2 separate regions of the Homo sapiens genome follow, and region 1 is linked to region 2. A link is an interaction called in ENCODE POLR2A ChIA-PET data of the cell type or tissue named here. Cell type or tissue: PC-9. All regions are shown on one strand. Links, peaks and the distances in the headings refer to the core of each region. The heading gives the core; the rest is flanking DNA. Region 1 overlaps TXNRD1 (thioredoxin reductase 1). Region 2 overlaps TXNRD1 (thioredoxin reductase 1).

Region 1 (2,914 bases), core at 296-2,795, 73 kb before region 2:
GTGCATGAGGGCTCTCCACAGAAACAATGGATTTTATACATATGTGTGTACATAAAATATGGAAAGAGATTTTTAGGAGGGATTGGCTCATGTGATTATGGAGCCTGAAAAGTCCCACAGTCCCATCTGCAGGCTGGAGGCCCAGGAGAGTGAGTCATGGAGTTTCAGTCCAAACCTGAAGGCCTGAGACCAGGGAACCAAGGGTGCAAGTCCTAATCTGAGTCTAAAGTCCCAAGAACCAGAGCAGCAAGGTCTGAGGGCAGGAGAAGATGGATCTCCAAGCTCAAGGGCAAAGAGTAAATTCACCTTTCTGCCTTTTGTTTGATTTGGGCCTCAAGGATTAGACAATGCCTACCCACATTGGTGAGGGTGACCCTCTTTACTGTCTCCTGATTCGAATCAGTGTTAATCTCTTTCAGAAACACCCTCACAGAAACATCCAGGAATATTTTACCAGCTCTCTGGGCATCCCTTAGCCCAGTCAAGTTGACACATAAAATTAACCATCCAGGCTAGGACAGTGGCTCATGCCTGTAATCCTAGCACTTTGGGAAGCCAAGGCAGGGTGATCACTTGAGCCCAGGAGTTCAAGACCAGCCTGGGCAATAGAGCAAAAAACCCAATCTCCACAAAAACTTAAAAAATTAGCTGGGCATGGTGGTGCATGCCTGTAGTCCCAGCTACTTGGGAGGCTGAGGTAGGAGGATGGCTTGAGCCCAGAAGGTCAGAGGCTGCAGCGAGCTGTGTTCGCACCACTGCACTCCAGCCTGGGAAACAGAACAAGACCCTGTCTCAAAGAAAAAAAAAAAGTAGCCACTCACAGTGGGTATAAAATGGTATCTCACTTCAGCTTGATTTGCATTTCACTGCAATTTAATTTGCATTCCCCCTCACTAGTGAGGCTGACTTTTTTTCTGTTTAGGCCCTTTCTACTTTCATTAACATTTAAATCAATGGCTCCTGACATAACAGGAAGAAATTAAAAGGCTTCCTATATGGCCATCTCTGATAGTTATGGCTCTACCTGTCAATCCAATTACACCAATGTTCTAAGTGCTTCTGTAGTGCCAGACCTTGTGCTAGAAGCTGTGGGGCACACAGAGGTAAAGAACCCTCATTATCTAGTGGTGGTGACAGAAACACACACTACACTCCATGCAGAGTAATTCAAAGAGCTCTAGAGACAATACAGAGTACCCTGGGAGTAGAGGTAGAGAACCAGCTGGAAGTTACGCAGAGCAGGTGACCTTTGAGGGAGGCTAGTAGTTATATGGGGACATAGAGCAGGTGTAGCCAGAACAGGCAAGGGAAAGCGCAGGCTAGAGCTGCAGATAACAGGTTCAGGGTCTGGCAGGGGACTGTGGGTCTAGTTACAGGCCTTGGGAAAACCTCAAAGGCTTGAGACAGGGAAGTTCAGGCAATAAGAGCCTGGCTCTAGTGGGAAGTAAACTGGCGGTGGAAAGTCCAGTTAGGAAAGTGTTAGAACATCTCAAGACAAGGTATTTATTAAGCGTGTAGACAGCATTGCTTGACGGCATGTGAAAATGTGAAGTCCCAGGAATTGATGCAGCAGACCTAAAAGCTTCCATTTGTCAGAGATGAATGGGAGGCTGCACTGCGAGGTAACTAAGAGGTAGCGCCTTTGAGGTCACAGACCCAACTCTGGCCTCAAAAACGTGATGCATTAACTGGCTGTGTAATCCTAAGAAAGTGACTTACACTTCTGAGCCTGTTTCTCCATCTATAAATGGGTACAAAAGCACCTTCTCTAATAGGATTGTTGTAAGGATCACATCAGCCAGGGTGTGTCAAGCACAGTGCCTGCACGTGTTGCAGTAAACACTCATTTAGCTGTTGTTATTACTAGCACCCTGCAACTACTTACCACAAAAACAAGTACAAACTGGGAAGGTTTTTGGTAAAGATTACATAAAAGAGGAGTTTCTGCTTAAAAAGTGATACCTAAGAAGATTAAGTGCATGTGAATGCATAATCTGAACATGGTAATCAACATTTCTGGAAACATTTATTGACCATCTATGTGCCTGATACTGCCAGAAGATGGGAAATGGCAATGAACTGATTAGTTCTTCTATACTTAAATCAGCATAGCATCATTGGAGCCTACTCAGCAGCTAGCTTTTCAACACAATATCAGAGATCTACTCAATACTCTTGCAAAGACTCCCAAGACCATCATTCAGTAAGAAGGCACACGTGGATATTATTAATGCCTTTTAATTTTAATGTTTCACATTGTTTTGTTTTTTTTCAGAAGATTTGTAACAAAAATACATGGAACTTAGTATATGTTTCAATAAAATGGGTAAATACAGAATCTGAACAAGACAAGTCTATAAGATATAATCCTTCTTGTGGGGATAGAACATTCCACTCCACTAAGAAAAGAGAATCACAACATGATTAGGCCTGATTATCTCATACCGCCTACTGTTCTAATTTCAGAGACTGGTGGACTTGGAGAAAAAAACAAATTAAAAATAAATAAATAAAACTGAATATGGTCAACTGCCTCAATTGCTCTCTCCTTTTCCCTTTTCCCATTTCTTTACACAGCCAAATGAGATGAGGACGTGAGGCAGAGCCCTGTGGGGGACGGTCAGGGGCTCTGCTGCCTAAATGCCAGGCAGATGCATGGGTTCCCTGAGGTGGCCCAGAAATGTATTTTGACCACTCAGTGCTGCAACTGAGAAATACAGGTAGAGTAGCAGGAATGAAAAAGAAGCTTCAAGAACTGCTGGCAGGAGGCCTGATGTCCACAAGCACGTGTTCAAAACTCAACCTACACAGTTAGAAAAGACAGCTGAGATAGAATCCTCAGCCAGTACATTGACAAACACATAACTGAGGCATTAATACCTCTTTATAATAATGCAAGTTGAAATGCTAACAA
Region 2 (2,874 bases), core at 1-2,500:
ATCATGTTCCCAGCACTTAATATAGTATGCACACATAGTAATTGATCAATAAATAATTGTTGAGAGATTAAATCTGTAAAAATGCAGATATTACTTAGTTAATTTGTATATTCCATCTTTTTCACAGAGAAAAGGAGAAAAAAAAGCTTTTACAAGGTAAATGTTAGGGGGTCCTCAGTTTTATAAAGGTAATTTGGCCTTTAAGAATTTGATCAGAGGCTGGGTGCGGTGGCTCACGCCTGTAATCCCAACACTTTGGGAGGCCGAGGCGGGCGGATCACGAGGTCAGGAGATCAAGACCAGCCTGGCCAACGTGGTGAAACCCTGTCTCTACTAAAAATACAAAAAAGTAGCCAGGTGTGGTGGCGTGCACCTATAGTCCCAGCTACTCAGGAGGCTGAGGCAGGAGAACTGCTTGAACCCGGGAGGTGGAGGTTGCAGTGAGCCAAGACGGCACCACTGCACTCCAGCCTGGGTGACAGAGTGAGACTCCATCTCAAAAAAAAAAAAAAAAAATTAGGCTGGGCGCAATGGCTCAAGCCTGTAATCCCAGCACTTTGGGAGGCCAAGGCGGGCGGATCACGAGGTCAGGAGATCGAGACCGTCCTGGCTAAAATGGTGAAACCCGTCTCTACTAAAAACGCAAAAAATTAGCCAGGCTTGGGGGTGGGCGCCTGTAGTCCCAGCTACTCGGGAGGCTGAGGCAGGAAAAAGGCGTGGACCGGGGAGGTGGAGCTTGCAGTGAGCCGAGATCACGCCACTGCACTCCAGCCTGGGCGACAGAGCAAGACTCCGTCTCAAAAAAAAAAAAAAAAAAAAAAAAAAAAAGAATTTGATCAGAGGCCAGGCATGGTGGCTCACACCTGTAATCCCAGCACTTTGGGAGGCTGAGGCGGGTGGATCAGAAGGTCAGGAGATCAAGACCATCCCAGCTAACACGATGAAACCCCCTCTCTACTAAAAATACAAAAAAATTAGCCGGGCGTGGTTGTAGGCGCCTGTAGTCTCAGCTACTCGGGAGGGTGAGGCAGGAGAATGGAGTGAACCCGGGAGGCGGAGGTTGCAGTGAACCAAGATCACGCCACTGCACTCCAGCCTGGGTGACAGAGTGAGACTTCGTCTCAAAAAAAAAAAAAAAGAATCTTGCCAAAGGTCACAAACCAGGTAAGTGTTGGAGCTGGTATATAAATCCAACTGTGCCTACCTCCAAATCCATTGTTTGTCTTACAATTAAATAATATAGAGTGAGGAACAGGCTAAAAACCGGTAAAAACAACAAGTAAATCCGGTAAACTTGATTTGTAGGGACAAAAAAAAAACCCCGGTAACCTTCTGATAACAAACAAGGAAAATCATCCATGAATCATCCACCCTGAAAACTCTGGAATCTACTGAGGGGACTATGACCTGTAGTCATTCTGTCTTTATTTCTTTTGTTTATTTGTTTGTTTTTTGGAGACAGAATCTTGCTCTGTCATCCAGGCTGGAGTGCAGTGGCACAATCATAGCTCACCACAGCCTCAAACTCCTGGGTTTAAATGATCCTCATGCCTCAGCTTCCCAAGTAGCTGGCCAGAGGCACACACTACCGTGCCTGACTAATTTTTTTTTTTTTTTTGAGACAGAGTCTTACTTTGTTGCCCAGGCTGGAGTGCAGTGGCGCGATCTCAGCTCACTGCAAGCTCCGCCTCCCGGGTTCATGTCATTCTCCTGCCTCAGCCTCCCTAGTAGCTGGTACTATAGGCGCCCGCCACCACACCCAGCTAATTTTTTTTTTTTTTTGTATTTTTAGTAGAGACGGGGTTTCACCGCATTAGCCAGGATGGTCTTGATCTCCCGATCTTGTGATCCACCCGCCTCGGCCTCCCCAAGTGCTGGGATTACAGTCATGAGCCACCGCACCCGGCCTATGCTTCATTTAAAAAAATGTTTTGTAGAGACAGGGTCTCGCTTTGTTGCCCAGGCTGGTATCAAACTCCTGGGCTCAAGCAGTCCTCTCACCTCAGCCTCCCAAAGTGCTGGGATTATAGGCATGAGCCACTGTGCCCGGCTCCCATCTTTATTTCTTATATCAAGCTATATGAAAGACATCTGTTTACATGTCCCCACTCTTAGAACCATCACTTAATGAACACCTCTGTGCCAGGAACTTTACATGTTCTCAGTCATCTCAATAACCCTTTGGGATATATATTATTATCTCCATTTACAGATGAGTAACCCAAGTTTAAGTGACTGTCCCAAGAGCCGACAGCTAGTCCAGGATTTACGCCTGCATGCTCTTCACTCTCCACCACAGTATTATTTACTTGAGGGGTTGGTCTTTCTTACCCTGGCATCTGGCACAGTGCCTTTCCCATAATGGGCACTCACTCAAGCTTCAAATTCAACTGGCACTTCAGCAGGCTTTTGACTGTTAGTGAAGTGGAAAAGAGAAGAAAGGGAGTGTAAGGTGTTCTGGTAAACCAGTTCTGAGTGGTGGTGGGGAGGCCCTGATTTGTAGTATTTGCTAATTTCTGGAGTTGAATACTCCCACTTTGGCTAATTTCAAGCTACCAACCTACTTGCAAAATTCCTTGATGTTTAACAAGGGGTCTCTTGAGCTGGTACGAGCCAGCTCCAGCACACTGCCCAAAGGCTCAAGTCGTCAGGTACAAGTTACTTTCACTTCTCTGTCTTCTCTTCCCAGCAGCTCTCTATACTTACATGTCACTGCAACCTCAGAAGAATAAGGATTGTTCTACCTCTGCTAAAGCTCGCCTTTACCAGAGCACTACAACCTATAACCTATCCCAATTCCAAGTGGTCTTAGGGGACCCCACCTTTCTTCAACATCCTCTTCCTATCTTGTATTCAGGGCCGTTTAAGCCATTC

What was found. Peaks named below come from ENCODE experiments on the same cell type or tissue, not always from the same donor. Only the 100,000 strongest peaks of a DNase experiment are listed, where the experiment ranks them.
Region 1: POLR2A ChIA-PET joins it to region 2 with 5 read pairs; 5 of 35 experiments call an interaction of 5 or more read pairs at or near these places.

Annotation. Positions count from the first base shown.
Region 1 is chr12:104,349,593-104,352,506 of GRCh38, reverse strand. It overlaps TXNRD1 (thioredoxin reductase 1), which reads right to left. Exons shown (of 17, transcript NM_001093771.3): 17 at 2,200-2,914. Among named protein-coding and RNA genes, the nearest start is that of EID3, 47 kb to the right of the region's middle. In PC-9, for the core only: no CTCF peak of the experiment used is centred there; no DNase peak of the experiment used is centred there; H3K27ac peaks cover 2,500 bases.
Region 2 is chr12:104,276,144-104,279,017 of GRCh38, reverse strand. All of the region lies in intron 3 of TXNRD1 (thioredoxin reductase 1), which reads right to left. All of the region lies in intron 1 of TXNRD1-AS1 (TXNRD1 antisense RNA 1), which reads left to right. Among named protein-coding and RNA genes, the nearest start is that of TXNRD1-AS1, 3.3 kb to the left of the region's middle. In PC-9, for the core only: no CTCF peak of the experiment used is centred there; DNase peaks (open chromatin) are centred at 1,337 and 2,347; H3K4me3 peaks cover 2,500 bases; H3K27ac peaks cover 2,500 bases.